2 separate regions of the Homo sapiens genome follow, and region 2 is linked to region 1. A link is an interaction called in ENCODE POLR2A ChIA-PET data of the cell type or tissue named here. Cell type or tissue: Panc1. All regions are shown on one strand.

The links. ChIA-PET counts read pairs that join two places held together with the same protein. Peaks named below come from ENCODE experiments on the same cell type or tissue, not always from the same donor. Only the 100,000 strongest peaks of a DNase experiment are listed, where the experiment ranks them.
Region 2: POLR2A ChIA-PET joins it to region 1 with 10 read pairs; 3 of 35 experiments call an interaction of 5 or more read pairs at or near these places.

Annotation. Positions count from the first base shown.
Region 1 is chr1:77,470,495-77,478,494 of GRCh38, forward strand. All of the region lies in intron 8 of AK5 (adenylate kinase 5), which reads left to right. Among named protein-coding and RNA genes, the nearest start is that of AK5, 190 kb to the left of the region's middle. In Panc1, no CTCF peak of the experiment used is centred here; a DNase peak (open chromatin) is centred at 3,397.
Region 2 is chr1:77,655,670-77,663,669 of GRCh38, forward strand. The region is part of intron 1 of ZZZ3 (zinc finger ZZ-type containing 3); the gene reads right to left. Among named protein-coding and RNA genes, the nearest start is that of ZZZ3, 23 kb to the right of the region's middle. RefSeq lists an enhancer at 6,435-6,934. In Panc1, no CTCF peak of the experiment used is centred here; no DNase peak of the experiment used is centred here.

The DNA.
Region 1 (8,000 bases):
ACCCTGACTCAAATAATAATAATATTAGTAACAACACATCTCTTTACCAGCAACACTTGAGCATGTACTGCATGTAAGAATAAAGAAGACAAAATCAACTGGAGGCACAGGACTGGAAATTTTATTTAAGTGTCTTTGTAGAATCAATATTCATAGGTAAAAACTCTGTTCAATAGAAAATATTTGTTTGACAAATAGTTAAGTCTTATGTGGTAATTCCAACAAAGTTTTGAATTTATAGGCAAAAAACACCTTATGAGCACAAACACAACCCAGTCCCCATAATTTGTCTTCATGATTTTGAATTTTCTCATTTTAATGGCACATTTAGAATATATATATATATATATATATATATATATATATATATATATATATATATTTTTTTTTTTTTTTTTTTTTTTGAGACAGAGTCTCATTCTGTGGCCCAGGCTGGAGTGCAGTGGCATGATCTTGGCTCACTGCAACCTCTGCCTCCTGGGTTCAAGCAATTCTCCTGCCTCAGCCTCCTGAGTAGCTGGGACTAAAGGCGTGTGCCACCATGCCTGGCTAATTTTTTTTTTATTTTTAGTAGAGACGTGGTTTCACCGTGTTAGCCAAGATGGTATCAATCTCCTGACCTCGTGATCCACCCGCCTCAGCCTCCCAAAGTGCTGGAATTACAGGCGTGAGCCACAGCGTTTGGCCTAGAAGACATATTTTTTAAAGCTGGTGCCCAGGTTTTGGAATCAAGCAGACCTGAATTCGAACTCTATCTCACACACTTTCTAGCTCTATGATTGAGGCACATCCCCTAAGCCCTAAGACACAGCTTTAGATCTGTCAAATGGGGATAATACCTCCTTCAGTTGGCTGCTGTGGTAAGCAAATTAAATAATACAAAGTAAATGTAGTTATTGTTATTGTAACCATATAGTATGATGACAGAAACATTCATTCAGGGTTTATAGTGCACTGACATGCTTTCTAAATTGTTTCCACTGCCCACTTACTTCACCTGTTCATGCTTTTCCCCACTGCAATAGTACTGACCTTTATTAAACTAGCACTTTGGGGCTGGTTAGAGACCTATCTTCTGCAACTGGAGTAGTATGGAGTTTCATCTAGAAACCATAGAACTTGTGGGTCTTAAAGCCTATCCCCAAAGATATCCAATGCAAAGGAAGTATCTGTCATTGGAGTGCCAAAGGACATATGGAATGCCACATAAGGTGGCATTAACACCCCACAGCAAATTAAATTGGTAGTAATGAAGATAAAGTCATCATAATTAATAATGAAAAAGCAAGAATAGCAGCAAAATGCATCCTTCCTGAAAACTGTTAAGATTGCCAGTTTCAGTATGTGTACACATTCTGTAGGAGCATTGAACATTGTCGGCCTTGTACAGCGGCCAGATTCTTAAGAGAATGCTGAACTGGAGTTCTCCAAAGCTCTACAAACATGCTGAGTTAAGTTATGGATTCCAAATATTCTTAACCCTTAATAACTTATTTATTAGATTAATGATAAGTGCCTTTTAAATGTAAGCCAAAAATGAAATTGTATATACTCATACCAGTATTCACCCAAGAAAGGATTTTGCAATTGTGCATAAGTTAAGCAGTATTCAGTGAACTTGCTGCCTGCCACCTGCAAGTAACCTAGCTAAAATTGTCATAAACAATTAAAAATGTTATTTTCTTCCTTACCCACATTTTAAAGGTAGATGATCCCAGAGTTGGTCCAGCAGGGACACAAGGTCACATGGGGCCCAGGCAGTTTCCCTATTTCCATCTGCCCTCCTTAACGCATAGGGGATGCCTCCTTTTGTGGTCGCAGGGTGGCAGTGGTGGATCCAAACGTGGCATCTCACACAACCACTTGTAAAACCAGAATGGGAGAGTGAGGCTGATTCTCCCATGTGTGTCTCTCTTTTTTAATAGAGAAAACCTCTTTCTCCCAAAGTCCCCCAGAAGATTGCTTTTTCACATCCTCTTGGCCCTGATTTGGTCACAGACCCATACCCATAATGCAAGGGAGGATGGAAATGCAAGGATCTGGCATTTTCTGCATCCAAAAAGAGAGGTGGGCTCTACCTGCAAGAAAAGAAGAGGAGGGAGGGAGGGCCGGGCACAGTGGCTCATGCCTGTAATCCCAGGACTTTGGGAGGCCAAGGCAGGTGGATCGCTTGAGCTCAGGAGTTCGAGAACAGCCTGGACAACATGGTAAAATACCATCTCTACTAAAAATGAATTTTTTTAAAAAAGACTGGGCGTGGTGGCACACACCTGTGGTCCCAGCTACTGATGAGGCAATTCTTCTGGAGGCTCTAGGGAGAAATCCATTTCCCTGTCTTTTTCAGATTCTAGTTGCCCACATCCCTTGGCTTGTGGCTCCTTCCATCAGTGGCATCATTCTGACCTCTGCTTCTGTTGCCACCTCTCCTCTGACTCTGACCCTCTTGACTCTTTCTTAGAAGGACCCTTGTGATTGCGTTGAGCCCGCCCAGATAATCCAGGATGATCTTCCCATCTCAGGATCCTTAACTTATCCACATCTGCAAAATCCCTTTGGCCATGTAAGGTAACATATTCACAAGTTCCAAGTATTAGGACATGGACATCTTTGCTGGGGGTGGGAGGATTATTCTACCACAGAACTCAGTAAATATTGGTTGAATTGTTGCATGAGCAGTAGAATCTCAGCATTGGAAGCTTCTTGGGGTTTTTTTTTTTTTGGTGTTTTGTTTGTTTTGTTTTGTTTGAGACAGGGTCTCTGTTGCCCAGGCTGGAGTGCAGTGGTACGATCACAACTCACTGCAGCCTCAAACTCCTTGTCTCAAGCTATCCTCCCACCTCAGCCTCTCAAAGTACTTGGATTACAGGCATGAGACACCATGCCCAGCCTCAGAAGCTTCTTTAGACAGCACCTAATCTAACCTCCTACACGGTCTAAGAATCTCTTGACTGCCAGATAGTTAATCTGCCTCCACCTGAATACCTCTGGTGCTGGGATCTTCCAAATCTACACTTCCAGGATTGGACAGCTACGGACATTAAACATTTAGACCTTTCTAATTGCCTATGCACTGATATTACTTCTGCCCTTCTTCCTTCTGGAGAAATCTACTGATTGTATCTTCTCTATCACTATTTTTACTATATTTTGAAAAAAGAAGCTGTCTTCTTATATTCATCATTTACAAATCTTTACTTAGCATGTCTCTGTTAGTCATTTGGGTGCAAAAAGATAAAAGACAGCCCCATCTTTGAGAAGGATTTTGGAAAAACGAATTCTGCACATATGTAGTTAAGTAGCAATACAATTAAATGAGATCATCTACGTAAAGAGCTTAGTGCTGTCCCTGGCATACAGCAAATGCTCCAAAAATGCTCTTGTTGCTCTTCTTACCACTCACACATGCTCTGAGCCAAATGGATGATTCATGGGGAGTTTGGTGAGGGTAAAGTGACTGGCAAAGGCTCAGGGAGGAGGGGAGGTGTAAGAAGGGGCAGAATGTAAACAAGCTCAAGGCAAAGGGGAAGGCATTCCAGGCTGGACAAACAATAAGCAGGGGTCCAGAAGGCAGATTAAACGGGTCAAGCTCTGGGGAAATTAATGGACTCATTTGTCTCATGTGGAGTTTATCTTAACTAGCTTGGGCAAACCAGCCAGTACTTTATAAATATTGTCAATAGTAGCTATAGATAGCAACTGCTCAGCAGTCTCTCCCGAATGTCTCCTCCTGAGCCCTTCTCAGGCTGGTAGACTCAGAGTAAAGCCTGTCACCTCAGGCCCCCATATTGTTTCTAATGGGAAGAAGACTTCTTTTGACCTGCCTCTTTGATTCCCAACTCCGACCTGGATATCATCTTTCATTCCTCCCTGGCTCTATGTCCCACTGCCACTAACTAGCTCTGTCTCACTTTCCACTCAGGCTTACCCTCTAGAGCCTTGGGGATTGAACACAGACATTCATGTTGAGGAATAATGAAAGCAGGAGAAGTAGGGTCCAGGTCAGACTGTAGGCTTCGGAGTGGTTGATGGAAAACTGTTGCTTCTATGACAGTGATGATCAAGAAGTGCTTCAGGCTGCAGGGAAAGCATTAATTAGGGTACAGTGTGACCAATGGAGGAACTCAGAAGGAAGAGGACTGGAGAAGGAGTTGTCAGTCCCTTAAGCTCTCCACTGGCTCACCTCATCTGGACCCACCTTCCCCCAATCTTACTTCCTTCTTAAAGAAAGGTGATGTGACAAAGGATGATGCCTCTGGGTGATCCTTTTTCTCCCTGAAAACACACAAACACACATATAATGTGTTTTATTCTTTTATTTATTTATTTTTGAGACAGAGTCTCTTTCTTTCACCCAGGCTAGAGCACAGTGGTGCAATCACAGCTCACTGCAGCCTCAAACACTTAAATTCAAGTGATCCTCCCACCTCAGTCTCCTGAGTAGCTGAAACTATAGGTGTGCACCATGTCTAGCTATTTTTTTAACTTCTTTGTACAGACGGGGTCTCACTATGTTTACCAGGCTGATCTTGAAGTCCTGGCTTCAAACAATCCTCCCACCTCAGCCTCCCAAAGTGCTGAGATTACAGGTGTGAGCCACTGTGCTCAACCTAGTGTGTTTTATTCTAATAATAAATCTGATTTTCCATTTTGCTAGGAGTATGTGTGTGTGCATGTATATATATATATATATATATATATATATGTGTGTGTGTGTGTGTGTATTCTATATACTCCATATATAGATATATAAAGGCTCCATATATAGATATAGAGAGAAATATATATATTACTCAGGGAGGTGGGGAGGTAGAAGGGGCAGAATGTAAACAAGCTCAGGGCAAATGTATATATATACATATATATTATATATATACAAATATATATTATATATATGTATATATATAATATATATGTATATATATACTATATATTATATATATGTATATATATTATATATATACAAATATATATTATATATGTATATATATTATATATATACAAATATATATTATATATATATGTATATATATTATATATATACAAATATATATTATATATATATATGTATTACTCTCTCTGTATATCTATATATGGATCCTGTATATATGTATGGCACCTAATAAAAGTTAAGAGACAAGCCAGTGTGCTCTGTAATTCCCAGTGACTGAAGCTCAGCTTTGCCATTTTATTTCTGTTTTACAAGGAATTAGAAAACAAAGAGGTAAAGGTCAAATAATTCCTTGGCAAGACTAGTCAGATGTGACTTTATGGCCAACATTAACTTTACATGAAATTAAAATGGGAACTTTGCCCCTTCCTTTAAACCACCAGCCTGACAAAGCTCTTCTTAACAATGGTGCTACATTTGGCATCTGAAGACAAGATCAAAGTGTTTCATAATCTTCTAGCAGAGAGTTGAGTTGAACACGTATTTGAGATGATGAAAAAAGGAACTTAGAGAAAAACAGTGAGAAAATTTTTTTCTTTAAAATTTCTTATTAGAGACACTAATATTGCAATTTATATGTAAGAGAAGAAAAATACCATTTCTCCTAGAGAACTAGGTCTGTTAAAGCAGTTTATATAGAGAAACTGCAATTTAATACAACTGGAAAAAGTTAGCCTAGCATCTACCACATTTTTTTCAACTCTGTTTACTCAGTTATACAAGTACTTTACAGCAAGCAGACCTCTAATTGTGTAGTTCAGTGAATGAGAAATGGGACTTGCTGCGGAATAAATTCTGGGGTGTAACTAAATTACACACCATTTCCCATACTTTTTTTCTTTCAAATTGCCCATTACTTTAAATGAAAACATGGTTTAGAAAAGAACTGTAACCACTCAAAATTTCTGAAGGACCAGTCTCCCTTCTCCCTGGTGATAAAATGTACTTATGTTTGTATTTTTCAACATTCTCCTGCTGAAGTTCCAAGGGATTTCAAAACTTCATTCACAGTTTTCCAGTAAAACCTGTAAAATTCATTTTCAGATCATTGGTTTAGCATGATCCAGCTTCAGCTCCACTTTTAGCAAATGAATCCATCTTCGTTTCTATTCATATGACACCAGGAGCATTTCTAACGATGCCCCTCCCTGCTCACCATACTCCGTCATCCTGCACTTATGTATCATCTCACGCCAGCCGGGTCAGCCGGAGGAAGGCAGAACATGGGCTTGGGGAATTGGGAAGCCCGACCCACCAGGGCATCCTGCACAAGTTGCATAAGCTTTCTGAGCTTCAGTTTCCTCATCTGAAAAATGGGAAACATCAAACTTGCCTACTTCCTAGTTTTTTTCTGAGATCAGATGAGATTGCACATGCTGAAAACACTCTAAGTACTACTGAAATAATAGTTCCAGTAATCATTTTCTAAAATTGTTTAATGTGTGAGGTGTTTTGCTGTTTTTTTAAAAAAAAAAAACAGGTATAAGGAAAGTGCAAAAAAATTCATTTTCAGGTAAAAAGATGAGGAAATAGCCTGATCTATTTTTGATTGTTCTTTTTAGTGTGTGTGTGTGTGTGTGTGTGTGTGCGTGTGTGTGTTTCTGAGACAGGGTCTCACTCTGTCATCCAGGCTAGAGTGTACTGATGCAGTCATGGCTTACTGCAGCCTCAACCTCCTAGGCCCAAGCCGTCCTCCAGCCTTAGCCTCCTGAGTAGCTGGGACCACAGGTGCACACCACCATGCCCAGCTAATTTTTTAAATTTTTTGTAGAGCAGGGTCTCACTATGTTGCCCAGGCTAGTCTCAAACTCCTGGGCTCAAATGATCCTCCCTCCTTGGCCTTCCAAAGTGCTGGGATTATAGACATGAGCCACCACATCTGGCCTGGTTGTTCTTTTTAAATTATTATTCCATCCTATTAAGATTCTGCCCCTCAATGAAGTGAACCCTTCCAAGAACTTACACGATATTTTTTTGCTCCACCTCTATCCCCACCACTCTGCTATTACTTCCTGTAACCAGAGAGAAGTCACTAGACCAATTTAAATAGAAATCTAGGAAAATCCTCATATGCTAGCATTTCATGGTTCATGATTCTTCCAGAATTTGAGTTATTCTGTTTAGTACTCATTGAGGTAAGAAAAAATTAGAAAAGACTGCTCCTTACATTATCTTAGAGACTAAGGAATCACTTTTAAATCCTTTTTTCTTTTTTCTTTTTTTTTGCATTTTGAAGTTATCTATGTTCAGTGTCAGAAAAACAAAGTCTCCTTTTTTTGCAGCATTCATTTGTGAATTTTAGAGCAAGAAATTAATCTTAGCTGTAACATTTTAATGTCAAGTAAGCCCCTTTCTCATAACCCCATTTGAAGTTACACATTTTGCTACCATGAAACACACATGCTGGTTAATACAAACAAGTTACTCTGAACTGGGAATACACCCCCAAAATGACCTATTACTTCTTTCTCCTTCTCAGGAGAACTTTAATTTTGTGGCCTCCAAAAGCATTTTTAAAAACCAAAACGGTTTAAGGAAGGACGGTGGGCATATCTGAATACATGATTGTCATCTCCAAGAGCAGTAAGAGGATGCTGCTGAGGAAGCAGAGGTTAGTGTCAGAGAGCTGACTTCAAAGTTCAGCTCACCTCTTGTGCCATGGGAAGCCCAGGCACATCCCCATCCTGTGCTCCCTCAGAATCTCAACTACAAGTTCCTCATCCATGAGGTTGCAGTGAGGGTCCAGTGAGATCATATCTGCAAACAGGCTTGCAAGCTGAATTATTTAAATGTCAGCTTCTTATGATGAGGTGATCTGTGATATGGTTTGGCTCTGTGTCCCCACCCAAATCTCATCTTGTAGCTCCCATAATTCCCACATGTTGTGGGAGGGATCTGGTGGGAAATGATTGAATCATGGGGGCGGGTCTTTCCTATGCTGTTCTCATGATAGTGAATGGGTCTCAGGAGATCTGATGGTTTTAAAAATTGGAGTTCTCTACACAAGCTCTCCTTGCCTGCTGCCATCCACATAAGATGTGACTTGCTCCTC
Region 2 (8,000 bases), 190 kb after region 1:
AGCAACAAATAAAGCTGAATTTGTCAGCAGTAGAGCAACAGAAGCAGAGCACTAATATGACATCATTTAAACGTACTGACTTAGCTCAGCCTGAACCAGACAAACACCCTGGACTTTTCAGTTCCAAAAAATCCCTTTGTTGATCTATGACTTAGAAGAAGAAATGAGATGAGAAGGCACCATATATCATTCTTAGGTCCAAACCAGCTTGTTAAATCCTGGAACAGACTAACTTGAAAATGATTATTGGACTAGCAAGACTGATTCATTTCAAGATACATTAGTTTAGCACACACAGTGTACTATGTACTTATCATTAAGACATAATCTCAGCTCTGGACAGCCATTCATCTTCAATGGACATTCATAAATGAAGCATAAATAATTCAGCAAGGCCTAGGTGAAATGCCTGATGTAAAGATCCATCTATATATTTAATTTTTACAAATGTTTCCCTTTCATCAACTTACAGTTTTCCTCACAACAATATATTTTATAGCTGCCTAACTGTATACTGCATTTTGAAAATGCTTACAAAAAATTTTAATTCTTGGCTTGCTTTAAATATTTTTTAAATTTGTCAGTTAAATTTAGGAAAAAAGTCAAAATTTCCATTAATTTTATTTAGTGATACTTATCCTTAAGGATGTTATTTAATGTCAATTTTTTTTAAGGCCAGTGACAGGTAATAAATAAATGACTACTTAATCCTCTCTAAAAGCCATGCTCCATCTGTCTTAAGAATTCTCAATGGTTTCTGTCAACACAACAATCAAAAAGACTAGGAAAAGTCTTAAAAGCAAATAAAATAATCTAAAGGAGACGGATCAAGGTAAAGATTCACAATGAGTTAGGATATTTTACCATTTCTCATGGGACAGAGTCCTCCCTGAAATATCTTTTGATATCAAAGTCAAGGTCTGAATATCAAAATATTGAGACCTTGAATCTTATCAGATATGCACCATTGCTCTAAATTCTTGAATTTGTACTGTCTTCAGAGGGCACAAAAATTTTTACCAGCATATTAACCAACCTCTAAGCTGGACTCTCCGTCACCTCTAAGAATCTACAGGACAGGTAAAGCAGTTCCCAAGCTAGTTTCAGTATTTCAAAATCCCTAAGTGCCATAACAGATCATATATAGTTGATTCTCATAAAGTTGCCATGAGCACTGAATTATCAAATACTCAATACAAGAGAAATTCAGAGTGAAGTTCCTGCTAGCCTCTGACTAAAACATTTTCAACAGCCTAACAACACATATCCTTGTTTTATCTGTACTTTTATTTAAAAACACTTTTATTTCTTTATTTATTTACTTACTTTTCGAGACAGTCTCACTTTGTCGTCCAGGCTGGAGTGCAGCGGTATGATCTCGGCTCACTGAAACCTCCGCCTCCCGGGTTCAAGTGATTCTCATGCCTCAGCCTCCTGAGTAGCTGGGATTACAGGTGTGCACCACCACGCCCAGCTAATTTTTTCTATTTTTAGTAGAGATGGGGTTTCACTGTGTTGGCCAGACTGGTTTCTAACTCCTGGCATCAAGTGATCCACCCACCTCGGCCTCCCAAAGTGCTAGGATTACAGGCGTGAGCCACCGCACCCAGCCTAAAAACACTTTTATATTGCTGATTCATAAACACGGAACTCACAGTCAACAGCACTATAACTTTTCATCACAGCCTTCTTGCACTTAGGAACACTATAGACAGCACTTTAGCACTACACTTAGGGGCAATTTTAAACAGTGAAACCACCTCTAAAAAAAAAAGTGGGAAAGATGTAGCACTAAGTAAATAGACAAGAGAGCTAGAACAAGGCAGCAGAGAGTCATTTTGTTTAACCTCATTTGGAAATGTGTACATCAAGCAACTCAAATTTCACCACTCTGAACATGTCCGCAAATGACTGCGAAAGTGCCAGACATATTGATTTGGGGGTTACAAATAAATTTTAGCCAGTAAATGAGTTCACAAACGTGGAATCCAAGAATAATGAGAACAGACTATAGTCATCCCTCAGTATACGTGGGGGGGATTGGTTCTAGGACCCCAAGTATAGGTATCCAATAAATAATTGTTAAATTATTTAACAAGCATATAGTATCCAATAAATGTTAAATGAATGGACAATTATACAAAATACAATAATTTAGACACATCCACAATATAAAGTACAAATATAGCTTACCCCATTTCAACAACCACTTAACATACTAGTGTAGGTCTGGGTGCGGTGGCTCATGCCTGTAATCCCAGCACTTTAGGAGGCCAAGGTGAGTGGATCACCTGAGGTCAGGAGTTTGAGACCAGTCTGGCCAACATGGCAAAACTCTGTCTCTACTAAAAATACAAAAATTAGCCAGGCTCAGTGGCACACACCTGTAATCCCAGCTACTAGGGAGGCTGAGGCAGGAGAATCGCTTGAATGCAGGAGGCAGAGGTTGCGGCGAGCTGAGATTACGCCACTGCATTCCAGCCTGGGCGACAGAGCGAGACTTTGTCTCAAAAAAAAAAAAAAAAAAAAAAAACACAACATACTAGTGTATTCTCTTCCATTCTTATTTCAATGTGAATTTTAAAAATCAGAATTCACACAACACACACTTAATTTGGCATCCTGGCATTTATTCCCCACTTAAGCCACATAATTAAGGGCTAAATTGTCTGGGATTTTTTTATTTTTTAGAGACAGGGTCTCACTCTGTCACCCAGGCTGGAATGCAATGGGGAGATCACTGTTCACTGCAGCCTTGATCTCCCGGGCTCAAACGAACCTCCCAGCTTAGCCTCCCAAGTAGCTGGGACCTATAGTCATAGGTGTGTACACTACCACATCCTGGCTTTTTTTTTTTTTCTTCTTCTTCTTTTTAGTAGAGACAAGGTCTCCCTATGTTGCCCAGGCTGATCTCCAACTCCTGGGCTCAAGCGATCCTCCCGCCTTGGCTTCCTAAAATGTTGGGATTACAGGCGTGAGCCACACCGCCCAGCCTAAAATTGTTAATGGCCATATAAAAACTGTATAAATAGTTTATAATTTGACCATTTCCATTCTGTTAGGACATTTAAGCTGCTTCTGATATTATACTATTTATTATTTAAAATGCTGTGATTAACATTCTTGTACACTCTATGTCTGCATTTGATTATTACCTTAAAACAGACTTATTGGGTCACAGCATATAAATGTTTCCATCCTTGAAGGACACTGTCAGGTGGCTTTTAAGATAAAGCTTCATTTGTTAAAAATTCTAAATGCATTTTTAAATGACTATGCAAGAAAGTTCATTAAAATATACTTCTTTGGGAGGCCGAGGCAGGCGGATCACCTGAGGTCAGGAGTTCGAGACCAGCCTGAACAACATGGAGAAACCCCGTCTCTACTAAAAATACAAAATTAGCCGGGCGTAGTGGCACATGCCTGTAATCCCAGCTACTAGGGAGGCTGAGTCAGGAGAACTGCTTGAACCTGGGAGGCGGAGGTTGCGGTGAGCCGAGATCATGCATATATATATAAAATATATATTTCTGAATCATACTTTACATAGAAGACTTAATAGGCTTTACTAATTTGCTATCACTCAATGTAGCTTTAAGTGTTTTAATATTACTAATGAAAGAAAAATGTTTAATTTAGTTTAATTCGATTTATTATCTCATTGAATTTTTCTAATATACTTAATCAATTTTTAAATTTAAAAAACCAGTTGATCCAGGTGTGGTAGCTCACTCCTGTAATCTCAGCACTTTGGGAGGCCAAGATGGGTGAATCACCTGAGGTCAGGAGCTCGAGACCAGCCTGGCCAACATGGTGAAACCCACCTGGCCAACATGGTAAAACCCCATCTCTATTAAAAATACAAAAATTAGCCAGGCGTGGGGGCACGTGCCTGTAATCCTACTCAGGAGGCTGAAGCAGGAGAATCACTTGAATCCGGGAGGTGGAGGTTGCAGTGAGCCGAGATCACGCCACGGCACTCCAGCAGCCTGGGTGACAAAGAGAGACTCCATCTCAAAAAAAAAAAAAAAGAAAAAGAAAGAAAGAAACCAGTTGAATCCTATGTTTTGATTACCCAAAAAAAAAAAAAAGTTCCTTTTAAAGTATTACTAGAGGAGTGAGGATTGGGGGAAGGCAGAGCTCAGTTGTTGTGGTTTTGTTTGTTTGTTTGTTTGTTTTTGAGTCAGGATCTCACTCTTGTCACCCAGGCTAGAGGGCAGTGGCAGGACAATAGCTCACTGCCACCTCAAATTCCTGGGCTCAAGCGATACTCCTGCTTTAGCCTCCCAAGTAGCTAGGACTACAGGGGCTTGCCACCACACCCAGCTATTTTTTAAATTTTTATAGAAACAGGGTCTCACTATGTTGCCCAGGCTGGAGTGGTACTCCTGGCCTCAAGTGATCCTCCAATCTCAACCTCCCAAAGAGCTGGGATTACAGGCATGAGCCACTGTGCCTGGCTGACATTTCATTTTCTAGCAGGTAAAGAAGAGTATGCCTCGTTAGTGAGAGGTAAGTTACTTCTCCCCTCCCCAATATTTTTTTTTATTGTGGTAAAATACACATAACATAAAATTTGTCATCTTAATCATTTTTAAGTGTATGGTTCAGTGTAATCCAATACATTCATAATGCAATCATCACTACCATCCATCTCCAAAACTCCATTTTGTAAAACTGAAACTCTACGCTCCTTAAACATTAACTCCGCATATCCCCCACCTCTAGCCTCTGGCAACTACCTTTCTACTTTCTGTTTCTATGATTTTAACTACTCTAAATACCTCATATATGTGGAAACATACAGTATCTTTTTGTGACTGGCTCATGTCACTTAACATAATGTCCTCAAGGTTCATCCATGTGGCAACATGTCAGAATCTCCTTCCTTTTTAGAGGTAAATAATATTCCCTATGCATATACCACATTTTGCTCATCCATTAATGGACACTTGGGTTGCTTTCACATTTTAACTATTGTGAACAGTGTGGCTATGAACACAGGTGTACAAATCTCTCTTCAAGACCCGGCCTTCAATCCTTTCAGGAATAACCCAGATATGGAATTGCAGAAGGCCACATTACTTCTATCCTATTATTTTAGGCCCCAACTCTCAGACTGCTTCTCTCTACACTTCATACTACCATCATGACCAAATTCAAGCTTTCTACCATTCTGGACTAATTTCTATTTCTTCCAATTATATACAGAAATAGTTGATCTAAAAAGAATCACACATTTATGAACACACAATAAACACAAACACGTATTTTTCATTTATAAATATTTTTCTAGGAAACTTCAAACCCAAATTCCTAATTTACTCTAAGTGCATTTGTTACCCTAATTTGCCATCATTAAATTGAGCTTTAATTGCTTTAACGCAAAAAAAAAAAAAAAAAAATCATTGAATGCCCTTTAGGAAAATCACTCAGAACACCATACAGTTAACAATGGTACAGAGGCCAGGCGCAGTGGCTCATGCCTGTAATCCCAGCACTATGGGAGGCTGAGGTGGGCAGATCATGAGGTCAGACCTCGAGACCAGTCTAGCCAACATAGTGAAACCCCGTCTCTACTAAAAAAACAAAAATTAGCCAGGCAGAGTGTCGGGTAACTGTAATACCTGCTACTTGGAAGGCTGAGGCAGGAGAATCGCTTGAGCCCAGGAGTCCGAGGCTGCAGTGAGCCAAGATCACGCCATTACACTCCAGCCTGGGCAACAAGAGCAAAACTCCAACCAAAACCAAAACAAAAACAAAAACAAAAACAATGGTACAGAAAAACCAAGTAAATTTCCAATGCAATGACTAAAAGGGCCCTCAGAAGTTATTTAGCCTAGAAAACATACCATACTGGCTTTTCTGACACTTAGCTGCCCTAATCACAGAGGAATGATTAAGGGCATTGCAGTTAGATACCTGGTAAAAAATTACAACCTCTCTGAGGAGAGATTAACTACTTTTCTCTTCCATGAAAGAAAAAGGCACACCAATCTTGAATAATTATCATTCCATATCAGATTATGGAATGTCTGGCATAAAGTGGGCACTCAAAATTGCTTTCTTTTTCCAAGTTAGAGGAGTCTCTTAAATCACAAGACACCCCCTTTTCATCTCTTGATTATAGTTTCAAATTGCTAACAAGGAATTTTTTTTGTTTTCCAGACGAGGTCTTGCTCTGTTGCCCAGGCTAGAGTGCAGTGACACGATCATAGCTCACTGCAACCTTGAACTCTTGGGCTCAAGCAATCCTCCCACCTAAATCTCCTGAGTAGCTAGGACTACAGGCACAAGCCATGATGCCTGGCTTTTTTTTTTTTTTTTACTTGGTTTTTCTGTACCATTGTTTTTGTTTCTGTTTTGGATGGAGTTTTGCTCTGTCGCCCAGGCTGGTACAGTGGCGTGATCTAGGCTCACTGCAACCTCTGCCTCCCAGGTTCAAGCGATTCTTATGCCTCAGCCTCCCAAGTAGCTGCGACTACAGGCACACACCACCACACCCGGCTAATTTTTGTACTGTTAGTAGAGACGGGGTCTCACCATATTGGCCAAGCTGGTCTCAAACTCCTGACCTCATGATCTGCCCACCTCAGCCTCTCAAAGTGCTGGGACTACAGGCATGAGCCACCGTACCCAGCCTGGCTTTTTTTTTGTAGAGACAAGTTCTCGCTATGTTGCCCAGACTGGTCTCAAACTCCTGGGCTCAAGGGATCCTCCTCCCCTGGCCTCCCAAAGTGCTGGGATTACAGGCATAAACCAATGCACCTCACCCAACAGGTATTTTTAAACATGAAGCAAAAAAACTTAAGATATCACAAATATGGAAGGGTGGGAAATTTGAACATACCCTGTAGTGACTAGAATTGGAAGTATCAGTGTACTCACCCTGAATCTAACCACAAGAAATTCAAACTGAGGGACACTAAATACCTGGCCTAATCTCTTAAAAAATGTCAAGAAATTTGAGGCCAGGCCGGACATGGTGGCTCAGGCCTGTAATCCCAGCTACTTGGGAGGCTAAAGCAGGAGGATCACTTGAGTCCAGGAGGTCAAAGCTACAGTGAGCCGAATTCATGCCACTACACTCCAGCCTGGATGACAAAGTGAGACCCTGTCTCAAAAAACAAATACATAAAATAAAGAAATGTGAGGCCAGGTGCTGTGGCTCACGCCTGTAATCTCAACACTTTGGGAGGCCAAGGCAGGAGGATCCCTCGATCTCAGGAGTTGGAGACCAGCCTGGATAATATAGTGACGCTCCGTCTCTACAAAAAAACAAAACATTAGCCAGGCATGGTAGCACGCACCTGTAGTCCCACCTATTCGGGAGGCTGACGTGAAAAGATTGCCTGGGGCTGGCAGGTGGAAGTTGCAGTGAACCATGATCACGCTACTGCACTCCAGGCTGGGTAACACAGTGAGACCCGGTCTCAAAAAAAAAATTAATAAAAAAAAAAATTTGACTAACTGTTCCAGATTAAAGGAGACTGGAGAGACATGAAATCAAATGCAATGTATGATCTTCGATTTTAAAAAGCTATAAAAATAATTATTAGGATAATTGAAAAAATTTGATTGTGGACTGTAAATTAGATAATGGTATTAATGTTAAGTTTCCTAATTTTGATCACTGTAACTGCAGTTAAGAGAATATCTTAGTTCTCAGAAAAAAAAAGTCTGGTGGTATCCTGGATCTAATTCTACCCTGTAGAACAACTCATTACAGCCCTGCATTACCTGAAAACAACTGTCCCCTTCCCTCCTTCACTCATTCCTGTCAAGTCTTCCTTCTCCACAATAAGCACTCTCAATTCCTTCAAAGGTTCTCATGGGTTACCCTCCTCTTGACATATCTATCTTTTCATTTACTTTTCTTAAAGTGTAGCTTTCAGAAATAAGGCCAACATTGTAAATGTGTCCTAACCAACATGGAATGAATATCATATCCCTTATTATGGACAAAATCCTATTACTGCAGCCTGGTACTTCATTTGTTT